Linked DNA regions of Homo sapiens: region 2 is linked to region 1. Evidence: read pairs that join two places in POLR2A ChIA-PET (ENCODE). Cell type or tissue: PC-3. All regions are shown on one strand. Links, peaks and the distances in the headings refer to the core of each region. The heading gives the core; the rest is flanking DNA. Region 1 overlaps CCDC68 (coiled-coil domain containing 68). Region 2 has its middle 10 kb from the start of CCDC68.

What was found. ChIA-PET counts read pairs that join two places held together with the same protein. Peaks named below come from ENCODE experiments on the same cell type or tissue, not always from the same donor. Only the 100,000 strongest peaks of a DNase experiment are listed, where the experiment ranks them.
Region 2: POLR2A ChIA-PET joins it to region 1 with 16 read pairs; 2 of 35 experiments call an interaction of 5 or more read pairs at or near these places.

Annotation. Positions count from the first base shown.
Region 1 is chr18:54,903,129-54,914,890 of GRCh38, forward strand. CCDC68 (coiled-coil domain containing 68) reads right to left here. Exons shown (of 12, transcript NM_025214.3): 11 at 4,658-4,734; 12 at 1-1,287. The coding sequence ends at 1,230. Among named protein-coding and RNA genes, the nearest start is that of CCDC68, 50 kb to the right of the region's middle. RefSeq lists a silencer at 2,776-3,007. In PC-3, for the core only: no CTCF peak of the experiment used is centred there; no DNase peak of the experiment used is centred there.
Region 2 is chr18:54,963,917-54,975,678 of GRCh38, forward strand. No RefSeq gene overlaps it. Among named protein-coding and RNA genes, the nearest start is that of CCDC68, 10 kb to the left of the region's middle. RefSeq lists enhancers at 4,024-5,223, 11,146-11,762. In PC-3, for the core only: no CTCF peak of the experiment used is centred there; a DNase peak (open chromatin) is centred at 4,465; H3K27ac peaks cover 1,285 bases.

The DNA.
Region 1 (11,762 bases), core at 4,766-7,265:
TTTTTATATACCTTCAAATATTTATAGACAACACTGATATTTCACATTCCATAATGAAAGAGTCAGCATCTTTTCTGAGCAAATATTTAAAGTTATACACTAGAGAGGAAGATCAAAGGCCTAAAGGAAATTCATCCTTTAGGGGGACCAAGGTCTCTCATTATACATTTAATTGAAGTTTGTTCTTTCCTGACTGTATGTCTGCATTTCTGCAAGTCAGAATTTGTTCTATTCACTGCAATCACAAACTCCACCTACAAAGAAGGCATGTATCAGAATTTAAGCAAACTTTCACAAATACACTATATATATCTTTCCAATTCATAAATTCAGATTCTTTCTGGCTGCAGACAGCAGTCATTATTCCTTTGAGCCTATAATATATACATTTTCATGGAAGTATGAGCTAACAGCATTATTTTTCTATCCCCCCAATATTTTATTTAGATACTATTAATAACTATCAAGAAGAAAATTAGTCACAAAGGCAGAGGAAACCATGTGCATCCCTGTGCGTTTGTGTGTACAGGTTACCTCTAGAAACCAATTTTTAATCCCAGAACTAAGAAGAACAGTCATTCTCTGATGTGTGGTGAGGCAGCCATGATTCTCAACTTCAGAGGGGCATATGGGTTGGGGAATTAGCTAAAAGGAATCTGCTCTTTCTCCTGCCCATAATTCAGTCAAGTATAATTCTCCCACAAACAATGGATCAGGAGATGAACTTATGTCACTGTACGATCTTTCCTATCATCCAAAAGTTAACTTTCAAATATGTTTGCTCATTCATACATATACATGCCCTTCATACATATATATGCAGGAAATGTATGTTCATTCATACACATATACACTCTCCCTTCTATTTATACTCTTAAAAACCACTATAAAAAAGTCAGAATTGACAATCTTAAAACAATCCCAGTAGAAAAAAAAATCTGAAAACAAGATTCAGATTTTTTTTTTTTTTTAATTTAAAGCAGAATCTGTCTTCCATCATGAGAAGGCACCTGGTTTCTTCAACTATTTGGTAAGTTTTGAAGAGTCCATCCATTAAATATAGATTTGTTTGATTTTCTGAAATGTCATCTTCTTGCAAAGCCATTGGTATGTAATAAGTTCCATTTAAATAATGGCATTTTGCCATTTTAACATGAAACTTGGGCTGTGTTTCAGAGAATAAATAAGACTCACGCAGTCTTTCTAAATCAGATCTTCATCCAGCCAGTTCATTTCCGTAACCTAATCAACATTAAATAAGGGGAAACACCTTCGGTCTTCAATTCACTGTAGAAAAGACAACACGATGATCAAAATGGAGAATGTTAAACTCTAGTGATTATGGCTAGACTACCATACTCAACTACCACAATACTATTCACATCAAATCTGAACTAACTGCTTTGTTCTAAGAGATGTGTTAATAGATGTATTCTGACCAGTTCCCCATGATATACAGTAGAATCGCATTGTGAAAGCATTTAATGCATGCAAATTCTGCTAGATGTAACAGGACAAGAATGAGGGAGCATGAGGGAAGCCGGAGAGAGGAAGAGCCTGTATCTGCCATTCCACCTGGTGAAGACATTCCCCAGAGTGAGTTGGAGATGACAAAACACAAATCAACTGTTCCCCCAGGCTATTTTAGTTCAATGCATTTTGCATAGCCTGAATTTATTTCCTCACTGTGTGATTCTAGTATTTAAAACTGTAAGTATGTGTGTGTATATATATACATATGTACACAGACATATGTATGCATGCACACACATATATACATATGCATATTTTATTATTGTTGTTTAACAACATGGCCCCTCATCTCAAGCAAACCACTCAAGAAACATCAGGCTGGATGCAGTGGCTCATGACTGTAATCCCAACACTTTGGGAGGCTGAGGTGGGATGATCACTTGAGCCCAGGAGTTCAAGACCAGCCTAGGCACCATAGCAAGATGCTGTTTTCCACAAAAAGAAAATAGCCAGGTGTGATAGTGTGCCTGTAGCCCTAGCTACTGGGGAGGCTGAGGTGGGAGAATCCCTTGAGCCCAGGAGTTTGAGGTTAAGATGAGCTATGATTGCACTGCTGCACTCCAGCCTGGGCCACAGAGTGAGGCCCTGTCAAAACAGAAAAACAAAGAGAATGAAAGGAAGTGGAGGGGAGGGGAGGGACTAGTTGGGAAGAGGGGAGGGGAAAGGAAGGGCAGAGAGTGGGAAGGAGGGTAGGGGAGGAAGGGGAGAGAAAGAAAGGAGAGGGAAGAGGGGAGGGAAAGGAAGGGAAGAAGGAAGGAAGGAAGGAAGGAAGATCTATATGTTCTAAAGCTCAAGTAAAAAAGAAAAAACCTTTTTTGTTTGTATTCCCTGAGAGAATGTGTAGAGATTTGCCAAGATTAAATTTTTATGTGTACATAATTTTCTAATTTCAGTCTTAACAGTTATCTTTATACTCAAATCTCTCCCTAGAGTTAATTCCATTGTATATTTGTGAATCCAGATTTACCAAACCAAACTACCACTTACATTTTTCAAGCAACCAATGGGCCATATTTTATTTTGCAAATGTGAGTCCTGCCTTTATATCAGGGGTGCCCATGACTGGTGCCATGGACTGGTACCAGTCTATGGCCTGTTAGGCATAGGACTACACAGCAGGAGGTGAGCAGTGGGCAAGAGGGCGAAGCTTCATCTGTATTTACAGCCACTCCCCATCGCTCACATTACCTCCTGAGCTCCACCTCCTGTCAGATCAGCAATGGCATTAGAGTCTCATAGGTGCACGAACCCCATTGTGAACTGTGCATGCGATGGATCTAGGTTGCGTGCTCCTTATGAGAATCTAATGCCTGAACATCTGTCTCACCCCCAGATGGGACTGGCTAGTTGTAGGAAAACAAACTCAGGGCTCCCACTGATTCTACATTATAGTGAGTTTATAATTATTTTATTATACATTACAATGTAATAAAAATAGAAATAAATGTAATGCACTTGAATCACCCCGAAACTATCCTCTCCACCCTGGTCCATGGAAAAACTGTCTTCCATGAAACTGGACCCTGGTTCCAAAAAGGTTGGGGACTGCTGCTTTACATAATTAATACGAGAATTTCTATCAAAAATCACAGAACAAAGGGGACATTCAGTCTCATTTCACCACTTCAATTAGGAAATTTCCCCCATTTGGCCTTTCCCAAGTCACAGGGAGAAGAAAAATCTTTAAACAGTAAACCTTTAACTATTAATTAGTTAAATACTAATTAATAGCTGTAGCTAAAGCGTTGGCCAAAAAAAGCATTCTCTTCAACATGACCCCTATATACCAGCCAGAGTCTCAGCATTCAATACTAGAGTAGTTACCATATGAAGATAACCAGCTGTTTCATTGTCTGCTCCATTCTGGCCCCATTCCCTCCAGGGTCCAAGCAGCTGGGACTGGCCATAGTGCTTCACCATCCCAATGGGAATGGTAAAGATGGAAGGGAGCAAAATATTAGCCATCCTTCCTTCCCTTAGAATGTCACGCTTGCCCTCCTAGTCCAAACTTTTCACATCTTCCCCAACTGAAGTGACTCGACTCTCCCTGCTTCTGAAATGTAGGCATTTCCTCTCCTCCTGGGAAACCTCTGAGGCTTCATTTCTTTTATTTTCTAGAAGTTGCAGGGCTAGTGGCCAAAAAGTTTCTAACAAGCATCTGGAGGCCAAAAGATTTTAGAGGACTTGAATCATAATAGTTTCATCTCTAGTCTCTAATTACATACATCATTAGCAAAGTGAAATACTGTTTCAGGCAGTTTTAAAGAGAGAAGAATCTTCCTGAATTCCTAGACTGATGCTAATCATAGTGGGTCTGATTTTTCCACCTCCGGCACTGGGCTGAAGAGACGTTTAGAAAATAAGATTCTTCCCTAGAGGGACTAGCTTGGGAAATTCAAAAGCTGCTAGAAGACGAAGTTTTTAATCACTTTTTGAATGATACATATAATTAGAGACTATGTTTTCTTTTAAATGATAATTTCATGGGGTTTGTGGAAATGAGATTTGAGCCCAGATTCTGATTCTGCCAACAACCACAACAAAAATTTAACTTAAAAAAATGACTTAGATGGTTTCAACCATCATTTCAATTTCTTTAGTAGGTCATCATCATCGCTTGAAATCATTCATTATTAGATAGCTGTTGAAGAACCTTGTCCTTAGCAATGCAGGAAATTAAAAAGAACTATTCTTGCCCTGGTGATATTTATATTAATAATTTATTAGAGTTGACAACATAGCAATTTCAAAAAATGCCAACAATTAAAGATTAAAATGTCCATCAATGGCATAAAAAACTTGAGCAACAGAAGAAGAAAGACAATAAAGGAGATGATCTGTAATGTCTAGGTGTTGGAGTTGAGATTGGGCTTGTTAATTAGGGCAAAGAAGAAAAAAAGAGATATCTAAATTTGTTCATTAATTTATTTAGTATTTCTGTGTTAGGCTTTGAGGATTAAATGATGAACAAGATTAACACAGTTCTGAATAGAAACTGGGAGAAAAACAGTAAACAAATGATTACATAAGCAGTGACAGACTGGAATCTTTCTTGAGTGGGTTGAATGTCTAACATGTTCAACATAGGTTGTGAAGACAGGGTGGAAGAGGACAGAGACCTTACCTTGTAGAGACAGCCTTAGATACCTTTGTCCTAGGAGTTTCAGATGAAAGTGCTACCTGGGTTTTTAGTTCTTTATTCTAAAATTGAAAAAAAATGCAGACGTCAAATAGCTAACACATTTATTAGCTACACCCTCAATGCTTCTATTCAACCCAACACCTGCCTCACTCGTTGGCAGCAAGTTTGTTATTGCAGTTATGCTATAGAACACAGAAAATAGCCAGTTGAAAGTCACTAAATATTATCTCTGAAGATGCAGATACTCCTTTAAAAATGTATAATTTACCAAGGGACTAAAATAGAGTATTCTGATTTAGCATCTGAAATTCAACAGCTGAAGTATCCATATTTTATTTTACAGAGTTTTAAAAATACAGGCAAATGAAAAGAACTTTTAAGGAACCTTGTTAAAGATACCCACAATATCAATCACATGTTCGTCTTTCTTTTGCGATCTCTTGATTATAAACCCCATGAAAATAGGTACCATCTGCTCTTTACTATTAATATAAGTTCATGGCCTCTATAGCCTCAATTTTCTTATGAAACCTTAGTTTCTTTATATCTATACTAGTGGTAAATGATACATGTCCTGCCTACTTTGTGTAAGTTGTTGGAAGAAACAAGTGTCATATGAACATAATATTTTACATCTGGAAGCACTCTCATAATTCTGGGAGTTCATGCAACAGCTAAGAACAGGAGTGGTTAGAGCACAAGTTCTCAGGTACAAATCCTAGCACAGCCACTCACTGGTTACATGACCTCATTTAGGTTACTTAACCTCTCTGTGCCTAATTTCCTCATCTGAATTACAGATATAATAATAACGCCTTCTCCACAGATTTAAAATGAGATAAAAAAATACGTCAAGTGCTCAGCTAGTGCCTGGCACAGATTTTAAGAGTAAAGGCAATTGGTTATGATTTTCTAGTCGAAGTGCCTTTTTTTTTGACAGTGTCTGGCTCCGTCACCCAGGCTGGATACAGTATCTCGGCTCACTTCAACCTCCACCTCCAAGCCTAAACCTGCCTTCCACTCAGCCTCCCGAATAGCTGGGACCACAAGTGTGCACCACTATGCCTGGCTAATTTTTGTATTTTGGGTAGAGACAGGGTTTCACCAAGTTGCTCACACTGGTCTTAAACTCCTGGACTTGAGCAGTCCACCTGCCTCAGCCTCCCGAAGTGCTGGGATTGTAGGTGTGAGCAACCGCACTCAGCCTCAAGTACCATTTTTATAACTATAAATTGAATTCCAAAGACTTCCAGTGCCCCACATCCTATTCATGCAGAGCTCAATGCCAAGCTGTTTCCTCCTGTCCAGAGCCAGTGTTTTCTCTACAACATAGTCAAGTGAGCAATTTCACTTCCCAGATCTGGAAAGTGAGACTTAAAATGGTTAGGGATCATGAGCAATGCTGAGTTGCCAGTGGGTTGCACTTTAAAGGACACACCCATATAAAAGTGTCTGCGACCAAAAGGTAGCTGGGGGGAACGATGACAAGTGATGAACAGCAGAACATCAGCTCCCTTCCCTTTCAAGGAACAGACTTAGAGAGTCATGTAATTATAGTTTAAAAGGTATTTTCTTTCTTTTTTTTTTTTTTTTTTTGAGACAGGGTCTCACTCTGTCGCCCAGGCTGGAGTGCAGTGGCGCGATCTCAGTGTTACAAGGTGTCATTTTTCTGGCCGCAAATGTTTGAGGCCAGTGGCGCCTTTGCCAGAGTTTTACTTGGTTCCGTTGGGCTCATTTTGTTCACTCAGCCTGGCAGGCTGTGAACTACTGGCCTAGGTCTCATGCCTGTCAAGGGCGAGTCAGGTGTGAAATGGTGAGGGGTGTGTGAGCAAGTGGTGTGGGGTCCGGCCACTGTGTATAGTCAAACATGCCGACTGCTACAGTGGGGCACACAGCGCCGGGTACTGGCATGGGTGCTGGCTCTGCGAGGCTGCGGCTAGACCAGGTGCACCACAAGCAGCTTCCACAGCTGGCACCGGGGAACACGGTGGCACCCAGAAGCTTGGAGATGCCAGGAACCGCAAGGCCCCAAAGAGAGAGTCACAGCCCTGGCTCAGGGAGCTCCCAGGTCTGGGCTGCCCAAAGGGCCACAGCTCTTCTTTCCTTCTCTTTGCCTGCAACATGGCGAGCAAGGGGCATGTCTCAGCCCTGTTTGTGTTACAGCTCTTTTAGCCCAGGCATCCAGTGGGTCCTGAGTTCTTGTCTGGCAACCAGGAAGAATGAGGTACCCAGACAAGTGTAGAGTGACCAAGACAAAGAGGAGCTTTACTGAGCAATAGAACAGCTCAGAGGAAACCTGCAGGGGGCAGCTCCCTTCTGCAGCCAGGGTGTCCTGACAAGTGTCCAGCTCCTAGCAGAGAAGGTAGCTCCTCTCTGCTAGGCAAGTGATCCCAACAAGTGTTCAGCTATCAACAGAGACGGTAGCTCCTCTCTACAGCTGGCTGCCCCATCGTCTGTGCAGCTCTCATCAAAGAGGAAGCCCTAGAGTGGGTGGCTCCTCTCTGCAGGCAGGTTGTCCCAATATCTGCTTGATTCTCAGTAGAGAGGAGGCCCTGGAGTGGGTAGCTCTTCTCTGCAGCTGGTCATCCCAGTGTCTGCCCAGCTCTGGCTAAGCCTGGGGCTTTCATGGCCTCAGAGGGGAAGGAAGTATGTGCTGATTGCTCCATGGGCAGCCATGAATGGGCCCACAAAAGGCAACACAAGTTCTTACTCCAGTGCATAAGACTGGCAGCCCGGCCCCCAGCATTCAGACCCTTCCTGTCCTGAAGGTGAGGACTCACTGGAGACCTGCCCCCTTCTGCCCAGGAGCCTGTCTGCCTTCTGCTGTGGTTCATAGCACCCAGGCTGTTTGTGCCAAGGGGCACCTTCAGGCCAGCACCAAGCTGCCCTCAGCACCCCCTTGGCTTCCCTCTCATGCTCAGTGGTGCCCAAAGTCCAGAGGGGGTTGAGGCAGAAGGGGGTTAGCATGTCAGCTCTAACCCGAGCATGCACACACCCAGCTGAGCTGTGACAGTGCCTGGGCTTGGCCCCAACTTTGCTCCGAGATTGGGGAGGGTGCCAACAGCAGGGAGAAGCCAGGCAGTGGGAGCAGGCACTTCCGAGCCTGCAAGGGCAAGGGGGGCCTTCCAAGGCCCCCAGGAGTGCAGGGACTCCTGAGTCTGCAGCCACAGTTCAAACAGCTGCAGCTGTGCCCAGTAGGGGTGGGGCTCTTGTGGGCTCCATGGAGAATGCAGCCCTTGCCACGCCTCCCTGCTGCAGCCAGTGAGATGGCAATAGACCCTCCAGATGGCTCATTACAGCCATCAATGGCTCACTGCAACCTCCACCTCCACTTCCTGGGTTCAAGCGATTCTCCTGCCTCAGCCTCCCGAGTAGCTAGGATTACAAGCACGTGCTACCACAGCTGGCCATTTTTGTATTTTTTTTAGTAGAGACAGGGTTTCACCATGTTGGCCACGCTGCTCTTGAACTCCTGGCCCTCCAGTGACCCGCCCGCCTCAGCCTCCCAAAGTGCTAACATTACAGGTGAAAGCCACTGCACCTGGCCTACAAGGTATTTTCTGAAATTCCACCTGATGGTTTGGATTAAGTTAATGGTTTAGAGTCAGCCTTGAATTGTGCCTCTTCTTAGCTCCCAGCATTTATCATGAATAATAACTCAAAGATGGAGCCAGTATCTTCACATGCAATCATCATTTCACTGTGAAATTTCAAGAGTGAAGCTAAGTTTCACCAAGGAAATGTACTTCAGATTTCATCAATTGATGGTGAAGATTTCCTCATATAATGAATATAAATCTATTATACACTCCAAACAAGGGCAGGCACATATTATAGGCCAAGCACGTGCCTAGAAAAAAGTCCCTCTCTATAGTACTTTACACTTGACAAAGCAATTTGAAACACACTCCCTTGATGACAAGCATGATTGAAATGAAAATATTCTGTGACAGGACAATTAGGTAAAAGCTACTTAGGTTTTCCCCAGAATAAGCTCCCAGTTTCTCGACCAATTCAGTACCAAACAATACAAAAGCATAGGAGTTATTATGTTAGACTCTCTTCAATTTATTTTAAATTCCATGCTGATTTGTTTCATCTACCAGATTTAGGCATTTAGTCTTGATTCATAGACTTTTCTGATTTTTCCTTTAACTAGGACAGTATATGCATGAGTTTTATTTAAAAACTACAAATCACTGGCCAGAATATGCCTGCCATTATTATGGCTCTGTCTAAGGATAGTTTATTGACATAGTTTTCACAAAGAATATAATTTTTGCATACTTAATATTTTAGCAACACACTCCAGAATTAAATTTAAAGGATGATGGTGCTTATATAAAGTAGGATAATCTTCAAAGTTTAGAAAATGGAGTAATTTCTGAAAATGCATTTCCCTAGGAGCAGGTCCTTAGCGAAGAAACTAGAAATGCAAGAAATATAAGATGAGTGTCAGAGCTGTAAATTAAGATGATGAAAGATATGCAAAACCAGAAAGAAAGTAAATAATTTCGGTAGAGTTAAGCAGAAATTTTCTGGTGATATTTAAAACTGGCTAAGAAGAATTAAACATTTTTTAAAAGATAGGGTTATATGAGTCAATTTTATCACCTATAGGGAGAGGAAAAAAACTGCTAGGATAGAAAGACCACCACAGGAAAAAAGGAGGTGTTTCCATTACTTGAAAGCTAGAAGTAAGGTAGAAAATATTTAATACAGTAACTGTGACAATGACTAAAATCAACGTAAAAGACTATGCAAATTTAATGTTATAACCAGGTGTTTAAAAATATATTGGCTACACATATATATTTCACAAACATGTATACACATACACACACACACACATTTAATCACCCAGTGTATTAGTCTGTACTGACGCTGCTAATAAAGATGTACCCAAGACTGGGTAATTTATAAAGGAAAGACGTTTAATGGACTCACAGTTCCACATGGCTGGGGAGGCCTCACAATCATGGCAGAAGGGAAAGGAGACGCAAAGACACGTCTTACATGGAGGCAGGCAATAAAGAATGAGAACCAAGCGAAAGGGGTTTCCCCTTAAAAAACCATCAGATCTCATGAGACTTATTCACTACCATGAGAACAGTACAGGGGAAACTATCCCCAGGATTCAAAGATCTCCCACAGGGTCCCTCCCACAACACATGGGGATTATGGGAGCTACAATTCAAGATGAGGTTTGGGTGAGGACACAGCCAAACCATATCACCCAAATACCCAGATAAGCAGATATTGATGGGCAGGCATGTGCTGCAAAATTAAGCAGACTCAAATGCAGGTTCTGCCACCTGCTTGCTGAATGATTTTAAACAGGCTGCTTAACTTCTCAGATCCTCAGTTTTGTCACTTGCAAAATGTAGTCAACATTAGCTCTCCTGGAGCAGCTTTCAGGATTAAAGAAAACAAAATACGTAGCATGACTAAACAGAGACAAACGATTTTAGCATGAATGAGAAAGTGATGCTGTCTTTATGGTTTCAAAAGTTGCTGGGTTTAAAAGGTTGTTCAAGCTCTGATGATCATTTTTCATAAACTGAATCAGTTCCTCCTGTTATTTTAGGAATTCCAAAATGGGCAGTGACCTTAAATTTGCAGTGCAAGACAGTGTACCCCTGCACATTTTATTCTAGCTTAAAAGCTTTATAATAAGCTATTCACTAGGAATAGGATAGAAATTTATTTACTATGAGGCTGAGTGAAGTGGTTCACACTTGTAATTCCAGCACTTTGGGAGGCCAAGGCAGGAGGATCACTTGAGCCCAGGAGTTTGAAACCAGGCCTGGCAACACAGTGAAACTCTGTCTCTACAATTTTTTTTTTTGTTTGTTATAAATTAGCCAGATATGGTGGTGTGCGCCTGTATTCCCAGCTACACAGAAGGCTGAGGTAGGAGGATTGCTTGAGCCTGGGAGGTTGAGGCTGCAGTGAGCCATGATCATGCCACGGCACTTCAGCCTCGGCAACAGAGTAAGACCCTGTCCCTAAAAAACAAATAACAAAATAAAAATAAAATAAAATAAAATAAATTGAATCACTATGGCTCAAAGTCACTATATTTAGGTATTTGGATACCTGGTCCAACATGTGCTCAGGGATGCCCTCCCTAATCCCTGTTACTCTGTGACTCCCCACACTCTTCCATTCTTCCTCGGAGAACTTGGCACTTCCTAAGCAAGCTGTGTACTTGCTTGTTTATTTGTTTGTTGTCTGTTTCTTCAAAGTATAAGTAAGATGAAATCAGGGACAATCTGTCACATTCATAGCCACATACCCAGCACTTAGAACATTTCCTGACACATCATAAACACACAAAAATATCTGTTGAATAAATAAATTAATATGGCTTGGACTTTTTAAAGCTCAAATGGGTGTAGTAACATCCACTGCTGTGAAGGAAAGATTTATCTGTTGAAGAAAATAAATGTTGAGAACATAAAGTCACTCATCAGATACTGTTATTATTTGAAGCCTTTTTTTATACAAGTGTTAGAAAACACTGGCTTGAGTCTGGGCACAATGGCTCACACCTATAATCCCAGCACTTTGGGAGGCTGAGACAGGAGGATCACCTGAGGTCAGGGGTTCGAGACCAGCCTGGCCAACATGGTGAAACCTTGTCTCTACTAAAAATACAAAAATTAGTCAGGTGTGGCGGTGGGCACTTGTAATCCCATCTATTTGGGAGTGTGAGGTAGGAGAATTGCTTGAACCCGGGAGGCCAAGGCTGCAGTGAGCCGAGATCACGAGATCACGCCACTGCACTCCAGCCTGGGTGACAAAGTGAGACTCCATCTCAAAAAAAGAAAAAAGAAAAAGAAAACACTGGCTTGGGTTGAGCTACGTACAGAGACTCTAAGACAACACTGAGAGGTTCTGTCACATTACTGTAGAGAGTCTGCCACAAACCAAGAAGTTTTCATGAGAGGAGAGGGACATACGTATATTTCTGTGGCATAATTGCTGAATAGTCGGTAATTATTTGCTGAATTTTGGAATATACAAACGGAGTACAATGGAAACAAATACACCTTCCTTGTCTAACTGTTTAACCAACAGGCCA
Region 2 (11,762 bases), core at 3,459-5,958, 59 kb after region 1:
AAAGACCTTTGTGATGACATTAAGACCAACTAGATGACCCAAGATAATCTCCCCATCTCAACATCCTCAACTTGATCACATCTGCAAAGTCTCTTTTCCACATAAGATAACATATTCACAGGGGCTAAGGATTAGGACATGGACTTCTTTGCAGGAGGGCATTATTCTGCCTACCATAGTTTTGTACCTAGGTCAGGTCATAATTCAAACATTAATTAGGTTTTGTTATGAAATATTTCATTTTTAAGGCACAAAATCAAGAAGGCTTTGCAAAATTATAAAGGAGGCATGCTCCCATCACTTTTTTGGTGATGCCTTTCCCTGCTTTCCCTCCTGTCCTCTCACATTCCTGTGACGTCCCCATAACGCCACCCTAAGGGGTTCCTGGTATTGGATAATTTTCCAACTTCTTCCTCCTCTCCCATACCTACCGCCTTTCTACATTTTCTGTGACTTGTGGAAAGGAAAAGGGAATGCAAATGTGGAAGTTGCAGCATTGATCTTGACAAAATTTAACTGTATGAGCCCTCCAAGTCTTGCATTTTGAGCTCCAAGCTCACGATTTAGCTGACTGCTAGGGAAAACACTCTATACCTAATGTCTCTCGCAAGCTTAGGACAAAACTCCATCTATTCTGCACAGTTCACAGCTGATATGCTAAGTGTTGGGGTCCATTTTACAATTTTAAATTTCAAAGAGTTTGCACTTTAAATGGCTAGATCACATATAAGCACATAAAAATACCTATCCATGCAATTATATAATAAGCTACAATATTTTCAAGCAATAAATCATCACTGAGTATTAGTGAAGCTACTAAGTACTAGAAAACTAAGAGAAAGTACTGATTTTAGTTGGTGTTCTAGGGAAGGCCTCAAGAGGAGGTAGGCTTGGCATTGGTTTTTGAGAATAATTACCATGTTATTCTGGGAGAGCATGGAAGCCTTTAAAGGTCAGACACAGCCAAAGGCACCAGGGCAAGTCAATTTTCAGGCAGACTGGGAATCTACCAAGTAGACCAGTCCAGCCAAACCACAGGAGACTAGTGGGAGATAAAGCAGAGAAATGTAAGCAAGCCTTGAGAAACAAACAAGAAGTACAGGAAATACATTTTTCTTGTCCATCTCTGCTAAGAGAGGAAGGGAAAACAATATTGTAGGAACTGAAACTCTGGCTATTGAATGAGTTCATTAGTAAAATAATTAGCCAATGCTTATCAACAATATGTGAATGTCTACTTATGTATACAAGTCTGTCTACACAGGTGAATCTTTTTCTAGGACTCCTTTCACATAATAGGTACAGAAACCATGACATAACCAAGAGTGATATTCAGAATATGAACCTATCGGTTGAGCAGTAGTACTGACCAACCAGAAAAGCTGCCAGCCATAATAGACAACTGGCGAGTAGGAACCCAGGTGAACCAGCAAAAAGTCAGCCCTGGACATCATTATTTAAAATGATTGCTGCTCTCTTAGCAAAACTAAATATCCTGTTGGAAATGTCTTTTCAAAGCACCCAGTTGGAGTTATTAAGTTCTGATTTCTGTAGGCATTCTTTCTGTTGATGAGCTTGGTTCACTTTATCTTAACAGTAGCTGGAATAATAAATAACACTTCCCTCTGCACTGTGAGCCCTTACCCCTGAGTAAAGAACTCATAGAGAAAGGTGAAACAAGACAAGAGGGTTGAGATGTGCATTCTAAATTCAGGTATTTCTAAGTTTGGAGGAGGGATGTGAAGCCCAGGATAAGGCTGTAGGAAGGCTGTGTTAGACAAGCTTATTGATTATAGGTAGAGACTGAATTTCAAGACTACTTGTCTTTGCTATTTGTTCACTTTCTCTGCCTTTATTCTCATGCTACCTTCAGTTGGTAAAGACAATTTCAATATTAACTTCAGAAGCTCATGTTGGTTTGTTTTTATTTCTTCAGCTGGAATAGAAGAAAGCTTACTGTATTCCCAGGCCAAACAAGATGAATTTTCTTTGATTATCCACTGTTTGAACCTGTCCACACACTGTAGTGAAAACCATACCTTTACAAAATATTTTTGCTTGTTTTTAAAGGTATTCTCTAATAGTCTATGGGATTTTGGCTTTCTATCCTTTTTGCAACAGCAGTGTTTTGGGGGATAATTGTGGTTTGATACCTATATCCCTGTTTCTTGGTTTTTGTTTTTGTTTTTTCTTTGAAATATTATCTTTCTTGATGGTTTGGTAAGTGGTTGATATCAAAATAAAAATTTTGGGAAAAGAAAAATAATGTCTTCATGTTAGCTCAAGTAATAGTGGGGAGTTAATATTAGGGTCCACATGGCAATAAGGAAGATGGAGAGCTCATCCAGGTCCCAAAGCAAGAACCCTGCAATCGCTGAGATTCCTGGAGACTGGATAAGGATGGAAGAGCTTTAGGGTTTCAGCTAGAGTCTGGGGATTCTCCCTCGAAGCTTTACCCAGCATTAATGCGGCATCTCTGCTTCTATGAGGATGGCTCCTGGTGTCTTGCCACTATTGAGTGGCTTCCTTACCCCTTGTCCTGTGACTCTTCAGTGGCCATGAAGTGTTGTGTAAAGCAGTGTTCAGGTTAGCTAGTCGACCTTAGGCAAGTGACATAGCCTCTCTGGCTTCAGTTTCTGTAAAATGGGCTCTAACTTTCATGAATCCTTGCAACCTCAGCCATGGCGACACACTGCTAGATTATTTTTGTTCTTATCAGTTTGAATTTTTGAGAGTGAAGATTTGATTAAACCTGCTTTCTCCTCTTTAGGATGAGCTATTCATAGATCACCTCAAAAGTCACAGGCCATGCTTTGGCTTGGCTGCCGTTGGGATGGGTGCCCATCACTTTCTGTCTGTCTTCTAAGACTTAGTAACTACTTGGTGGTTGCCCATGACAGAGCAAATGCCTGCCTAGGGCCCTTCCCTCAACAGGGGCTATGGGTGTAACAAGCCCTTCAAATGAAAACTAGGGCTGGGGGGCACCATGACTGTGGCTTCAAGTACAAAGAAGATAAGGACTGAGGCCAAAGAATTCAACTTGGGGCCAGGTGGGGGCAGGTGGCATCTGGAGGAAGGATTAGAGTCTTTAAGAAAATCACTAAAGAAGGAAAGAAAGAACTCAAAAGTTAAAAAACTATAATTATCTCCCAGCTGTTAGGAACTGTATTTCTCTTTTTTAGCCATAGTTAAATGCTTTAAATTATTACCTAAGTAGGCAATAAATCTCTACATTTATATATCTGTGTATGTCAAACTTCACACACATGTAAACAGTGATTAATAAATTATTATACTAATAATGCACAAAACTAATAACATTAGAATTTGGGTATTTTTTTTTCTGTAAAATGACTAAGTTATTTTATGCCCAGATTGGTAGAGATTCTGCAGAATCTGTTAATTTTGGGTACTTTTTGATATAGTCTTTAGTCATTTTTAAAAATAGTCCTTGCTTTTGGAAACAAAACTATATTCCTTATCATTGTTAATGTTATTGCTGTATATTTTTATAATGTTGCCTACAAACCTGTTTTTCTTTAGATACTTATGACATTTGTAGGATGTTTATCTTCTTCAGCAATTATTTTTTATTTTGCCTTTCCTAAATTCAAGCCTCAAATTCAGAATAATAAAGCCATTAAGATGTCTTTCATACCTCAATTGTCTTTGGGTTTCTTAAAATGGACATTAGGTAACACTAAGATCTATTTGTTTACCCTACAAAAGAAAAGGCAATAGAAATAATTGGGTTTGAATAAAATTCCCTAAATTTTAAGTAAGATACTTGGTCTGTTTTCATACTGTTATAAAGATGCTACCTGAGACTGGGTAATTTATAAACAAAATAGGTTTAATTAACTCAGTTCTGCATGGCTGTGGAGGCCTCATGAAACTTATAATCATGTCAGAAGGTGAAGGGGAAGCAGGTACCTTCTTCACAAGGCGACAGGAGAGAGAGAGGGAGGAAGCACCAGACACTTATCAAACAGTCAGATCTCGTGAGAACTCACTCACTATCACAAAAACAGCATGAGGGAAACTGCCCTCATAATCTGATCACCTCTCACCGGGTCTCTCCCTCAACATGTGGGGATTACAATTCGGATTACAATTTGAAATGATATTTGGGTGGGGACACAGTCAAAGCACATCAGTAATTCAAAACTCTTTTGCAATGTCTTTTCTTTACCAAACTTATGATAATTCAAAATAACTGACAAAGCAAAATGAGAATTATCTTCCTAGATTAATTATACATAACACATATATACTAACAAACATCTTTTTATGATTATATACTTTTTAAGTTAAAAAACATCAAGCTCCTGTTGAAGCACAAAGACTGTAACAATAACTGTCTATGAAAAGATTTTTACTAAAGGAATTTAGACTCACAAATCATTTTCTCTTTTGTTCATGGAAAGTCTGAACAAGCACTGGAGGTACTGAGTCATTTACAAGGAATCATCAGAGGTCTTTTTGCTTCCGTTTTGTTTGTTTTTTTGTTTTTGTTTTGAGATGGAGTCTCGCTGTGTCACCCAGGCTGGAATGCAGTGGTGCAATCTCGGCTCACTGCAACTTCCACCTCCCAGGTTCAAGCGACTCTCCTGCCTCAGCCTCAGGCGCCACCACGCCCAGCTATTTTTTCTATTTTTAGTAGAGACGGGGGTTTCGCCATATTGGCCAGGCTGGTCTCGAACTTCTGAGCTCAAGTGATCTGCCTACCTCGGCCTCCCAAAATGCTGGGATTATAGGCCTGAGCCACCATACTCAGCCCTTTTTGCTTCTTTAAATCTCTCGTTAGGACCAGCAACCAAGGCATCTCCTCCTTATCTAAAAGCTATAGCAGCAATAGCAAAGTGTATTTGTTTTTTAAAATTTAACTCAGTGGATTTAGTCCTAGGGTTTCCACAAAATGTAACTGTATTAGGCCGTTCTTGTATTGCTATACAGAAACACCTGAGACTGGGTTATTTGTAAAGAAAAGAGGTTTAATTATCTTACGGTTCTGCAGGCTGTGCAGGAAGCATAGCAGCTTCTGCTTCTAGGGAGGCCTCAGGGAACTTACAATCATGGCGGAAGGAGAAGCAGACAAGTCATATGGTGAAAGCAGAAGCGAGAGAGAAGAAGGGAAGTGCCACACACTTTTAAACAACCAGATCTCATGAGTACTCTATCACTATCATGAGGACAGCATCGGGGATGGTGCCAAACCATTTATGAGAAATCCCCCCCCTCTAATCCAATCACCTCCCACTAGGCCCCATCTCCAATTTTAGGGATTACATTTCAACATGAGATTAGGGCGGGTCAAATATCCAAACTATTATCAGTAGTATTTCTCAGTTCTATACAGATTTTCTGATTGTCCTGCTGACTGCAAACACTCAGCCATTTATACAGCTCGTTTCTTGACCTCCTATGAAATATTGTTCATTTCTCTTCACACATCACTACTCGTTACTGCAACACTCTATAGCCAGTCTTTCTCTTCCCTCACCCTAAGGAGCAGGAACTTACCTCTCCTGCACAGAGAGACTTCTTTGAATAATGCTGATTAAATTTTGTTTGATGATGATGGTTTCTACTTAAAAAGAAAAAGTAAAAATTGCATACTAGGCTACATTAGCACAGATGTGTGTTTACCCTTAACATATTAGCTTCTCCCAGAAAGTAACATAGTTCAAACAGTTCGATTAATTGCCTTTGCCTGGGCATGCTGACTGACCAAAGATAAAATAGCAAGTATTTATACTAATAATAGGTATGATTTGAAGTTAATAGACTTTGAAATTTCCTGAGGCTATCCTTGCTACAATGGTCAGTTTGTTTTCTTCAGAGACATTCCAGCCTGCTTTGCAGAAATTATATAATTCTATTTAATGAGCCTGCCCACCTTAAGGGGTCAATGTCTTATTTCTGTGGTTCCCAGTAGAATCTGTGACCCTCTGTCACTACTTCTTAAGAAAGCATGATTTCTGCTCTAAGCTAGTTTAAATTTAAATTCATAACCCAAGGGAAAGTTTATGTTTTAGCAAACACTTTTTGCTGTGCCTTTATAAATTCTAGAGGTCACATTGAACGGTTCAGGACCAGGATAAAGGAGAAAAGCATCCAGGTCTCTAGAAAAGGCCAGCTGAACTTTGGGACATCCTGGGATGATAACTGAGGCCTCTGCTTCAGGGTCTAATAACAGAGTGGGTGGCCCTTTGGTTTCTCACACTCACTGGGTTGCAGCTGGCTGATGCATCTCTTTCAGATTCTTAAATGCTACTTTACAGCCCTTGTTACACCAGAGGTTTGAATAACTCATCCTGTAACAAAAAGAACAGAAGACATTAACCTTCCCCCAACTACAGGCAACATTCGCTGGACAACCTCCTGATCAGCAAAATCATAGCAATGGTAAAATGCTGTATATCCTAGACTAATGCCCTGTGGTCTAATATTGCTTACCTTTGGTCTAAAATGGGACTAAGAAAAGAAAAAGCAGCTCCTGAGAGTCAGGAGATAACATGGTATTATCAGCTGGCCTTGGCATTGCCAGGAGAAAGGAAAATAACAGGCCAACACCATTTATGAGCATATATAGGTAAATCTCTCAGACAAAATACTATCAAATTGATTCTAGCAAGATACAAAAGGGGTAATATAACCCAACCAAGGTGAACTTGTTCCGCGGTTGCAAAAACAGTTTAACTATTAAAAATCTATCAACATAATTCTTCACATTAAGAAAATAAAGAAATGAAATGAATCATTTCAAAAATGGAGAAAGGACTTTTGTTAAAACTGGATACCTGTTCATGATTAAAAGACAAACAAAACTTATAACAAATTAAAAAAGTGAACTTCCTTAATTCAGTAAAGAATATCCACAAAACTTCGTAGAAAATATCACACTTAATGGTCCTCTAATCTGAGATCAGAAATGAGGTAAGAATACTTCCATCACAGTTGTTGTTTTGTTTTGTTTTGTTTTGTTTTGTTTTTGAGATAGAGTCTCACTCAGATGCCCAGGCTGGAGTGCAGTGGCACAATCTTAGCTTACTGCAACCTCCACCTCCTGGGTTCAAGCAATTCTCCTGCCTCAGCCTCCAGAGTAGCTGGGACTACAAGTGTGCACCACTACACCTCGCTTTTTTTTTTTTTTTTTTTTTTGTATATTTACTAGAGACGAGATTTCACCATGTTGGCTAGGCTGGCTCGAACTCCTGACCTCAAGTGATCCACTTGCCTCACCCTCCCAAAGTGCTGGGATTACAAGCATAAGCCATTGTGCCTAGCCTCATCAAAGCTTTATGCAATATTATATTGCAGATCTTATCCAGTGAAATAAGTCAAGAAATGGAAATAAAATATATAAAGATTAAAAAGGAAAAAATATGTGTCATATATAGATAACGTGACTATATATGTGGAATGTCCATAAAAATCTATAGATAAATTTTTTAAGTTAAGAAGTAAATTCATCCATGTTGCTGGATGCATGGTTAATATACACACACACAAAATTAATCAATTCTGCTTCTGTAAAAAAACAATAAACAAGTAGAAAATAACAAGTTTTAGAAAGATACCGTTTACAATAGCATTAGTAAACAATAGCATAAATAAAATACTTGGAATAAATAAAACCAAAGAAATGCAAGACCTTTACACAAAAAACTGTAAAACAGGCTGAGCCAAACTGCAGAAGGCCTAAAGAAAATGGAGGGATATACTATGTTCATAGATTGGAGCACTGATTCATAAAGTGGAAGATGTACTATCAAAATGCCAGTTGTTTCTCATATTGATCTCTGCAGATTTAAAAAAATTACAATCAACATGATGACATTTTAATATTTGAAGTTGACAAGTTATTTATTAAATTTATATGGAAATGAAAACATCCATAAACAGTCAAGACAAACTTGAACAAAAATGGACTAAGTTGGACTTACACAGTCAGATATCAAGGCTTAATAGAAAGCTAAGGTAATTAGCTTTGTAAATGGCCAAAATATAGACAAACCCACAAACTGAGTAGGATAGAAAGTCTAGATATCCACATATATCCAGTCACATGATTTATAAAACGGAAAGGGTTACACTATAATTGGAAAAGACTTTTTTCCAATTACAGTGCCACCAACTAAGAAAAAAATGAATCTTGCACTTTACTTCACACCATACGTGTATATTAATTCCAGCAGCATTGTAGATCTAAATATGAAAGACAAATCAACAAAACTTCTAGCAGTTAACATAGAAGAATATCATCACAATTTTGGCATATGCAAACTTTCTTAAATAGGATACCAAAATCACACACTATGAAGGATAAGATTAACAAATGTTACTACATTAAAATTAATAAGTTCTGTTCATTAAATTAGATCCAGAGAATGAAACTTAAGTCACAAAGTGGTATAACACACAGTTAAATACTGTATAGAAGTTAGAATAAATTAGCTCTTCCTGCATACAACAGCACAGGTGAATCTCATAAACATGTTAGAGAAAGAAGCCAGACACAAAAGTGCACACGTTAAATTCATTAATATAAAGCTCAAAAAGTGAAAAAACAAATTTGCGGTGTCAAAAGTCAAAACACTGGTTACTTTTGGGTGCACAGTGCCTGGGAGGGGGCAAAAGGGAGTCTTCTCTTCCAGGGTGCTGGTACTATTCTATTTCCTGTTTTGGGTAGTATTGACCTTGTAAAAACATTTCACATTTTACCTAGGCTTTTTGTACATTCTGTATGCTTGTTATACTTCACTTAAAATGTTCAATAAAAACAAAGACAATCTTCTCTTATTCCCACTTCCTCTACCAGTTACCTTTCCATTTCTTTGTACCATATATAGCAAAACTCCTAAAAAGAGTTGTTATTACCTCCAATTTCTGTTTACTTACTCTCTCTTAAACCCATTCCAATCAGGCTTCTCCTCACCCCCCAACCCCCACATCATACCAACAAAACTGTTGTTGTCATGGATACTGATGACCGCCACATTGCTAAGTCCAGTGGTCACTTCTCAGTTCTCACTTCACTTCACCTGTCTGCAGTATTTGGTGCAGTCGTCTCTCTATCCCAATAGACGTGGATGCCTTCTCTTGGCTCTCAGGACACCACTCTCCCAGTGTTACTCTTACTTCGCTGGCAGTTTCTGTTGGTATCCTTTAATGAGTCCTCCTCGTTTTCTCAAACTCTTCATTTTGGAAAGTCCTAGCCACTCAGTACTTGGTCTGCCTTGCCCCTCCATCTAAGCTCACTTCCTTGATTAAATGCCATTTATGTACTGATGACTCACAAACACAAATCTCCCAGCTTGGGCCTCTCCTCTGAGTCCAGACTCGTGTTCCCAGTTGCCTGCTCAACATCATTACTGGGATGTCCAACAGACCCTTAAACGTGGCATGTTCAAAGCGGAACTCATGATCTTACCACAAACCTGCTCTACCGCAATCTTCTTCACTCGGTAGAGGGAAAACTTTATAATTCCAGTCATTTAGGCCACAAAATCTTTACATCATCCTTGAATTTCCTCTTTCTGTTATATTTCCCATATGTTTCCTATCCTACCAGTCTATCAGAAAATACTATAGGCTCTACCCTCAAAATACATCCATCCCTTCGCTACCACCCTGGAATAAGTCATCATTGTTCCTAGCTCAAATAACAATAGCTTCCTAACTGTTGCCCCTGTTTCCACTCTTGCCTCCTTAAAATCTATTCTGGATCATTACTAGAGTGATCCTCAAGAACATGAATATAATCAGGTCACAGTGCCAAAATTCTTGCAAGGATCTGCAAAGACCTGGTCCCTACTCCCTCTCTGTTCTCGTCTCCTCCTCTCCCTTCTCCCCAACTCCCTCCACCCTGACTCCTGGCTATTCCTTGAGTGTGTCTGGCAGGCTCTGGCTTTACACTCTTTGCACCATTGGTTGTTTGCTATGCCTGGAGTATCCTTTGGGTATCTGTATGCTGAATTCCCTCACCAATTTCAAATCTTTGCTCAAATGCCACCTTGATGACATCTTTCTAATCCTCTTATTTAATGCAGAAGACCTCTTTCCACTATACGCTGATCTAATTTTCTTTCTTATTTTTATAAAGAACTGATCACCCTCTAACACCCTAGATATTTCTTTGGGTGTTTTATTTACTGCCTATTTTCTGCCTTCCCCCGCCTTTGTGTCCACTGGTATATCTTCAGCAATATGTGGCATATAAGATGTACTCAATAGTGTTTCTACAATGAATTAATTTGTGAGATTAGAATAGCAGAAGGAAGAGTAGGTTTTAAAGGAAAATTGAGTGTTTCTTTTTAAAACTTTTTATCTAAAATGCCTCCCAGATATCCAGTTGCAGACAGCTAACAATTACATATCTCAATGTATTAGACTAAAGTTCTAAACTGGATACAAATATATATATGAATTATTAAATGTATATGAAAATATAGAATGGGTGAAATAATCTAGGGAGTGAGTGTAGATGGGAAATATTTAGAAAAGGGTGTATCAAAGACCGAGAAAAACAACCAATACATTTGGAGAAATACTAGATGTATGTAGCTCTGAAATTTTGTATTTCTTGGTAAATTTCATGATGCGATGAAAATAGAGGAAGTCAAGCAGAAATCCAACTAGTTAATTAATTAATGTGACTAGTACATAACCATTTAAAGCTTACATATATGTATATGATGTTTTGATGATGATGATCTGTAAAATAATAATTTATTAAAACATAAAGATATTATTTAGGACAGTTCAAACAGGTGACCAGTTTCAAACTTGGAACAGGATAATTCTCATCCTGTTCCTAAAAGCAGATAGTAAGCAAAAGTCACAGCTTATCTTTACGAGTAAATAAGTGTCCCCTTTGTGTGCACATGATTTTTGTGTGTGGTATCAAGCTGTCACAGATGCGCAGGATATAGCATTTCAGGTGCCTCTGGAAACAGAAGCAGGCCTCAAGTGTCCACAGCTGACCTGAGTGTGGACGCTCAGGGCCTCAAGTGTCCACAGCTGACCCTGAAATTCTCCCTAGGTGCCTCTCTTGCCCCCTCCTGTCCTGTATCACTGTTTCGCCCTGAACTTTAAACTTGGTGACAACTCCATACTTGAGTCCTAAGGAGATGCTGCTTTCCACTCCATAATCTTAAAGAGACTAAAAATATTTACTTAAAAACTTAGCTTAACCAAATAACTATGCCTTTGGAAATAATTGTTTGGAAAGCTAAAGCAAAATATAGCTATCACACAGGTGCAGTGAGAATGTGGTAAGTTTTAGATGTCACAAGATGCTCAGTTAATTCTGGAACTTGTTTCCTGATCATTGCTTCCCAAGACCCTTTGTGGCCTGTCAAAGGGGCACGATTTTCATTCTACTTTCTGCTCTCTTCCCTTCTAGGGTCCTTCTAGCTTTGCTCTAGCTCTTGGTTCAGCAGAAGGAAAAAGAAGACACAGTATCCCCAAGTCCTCCCTGGACTTCTGGTCTTGTAGTGAGTTCTTGCCCCACCTCTCCAAAAAGGCCCTAGGATACCTGCTCTCATAAGGCCCACTTCCCACCTTGCTCCATCGCTCTGTGTGTCTCTGTGCTGTGGAGCTGTTCTATGCCACATTCACTACGTCTTCCTCAGGGAAGCAGGGCACCTTCATTTGTTGTGCTGAGCTCAGGCCTCAGAGGGCACAAGTGACCGCCGTATTGCTCAGTCTTCATCTTGAGCTCCTTGGCAGGTATCACATCCTTTTCTCACCTGGAG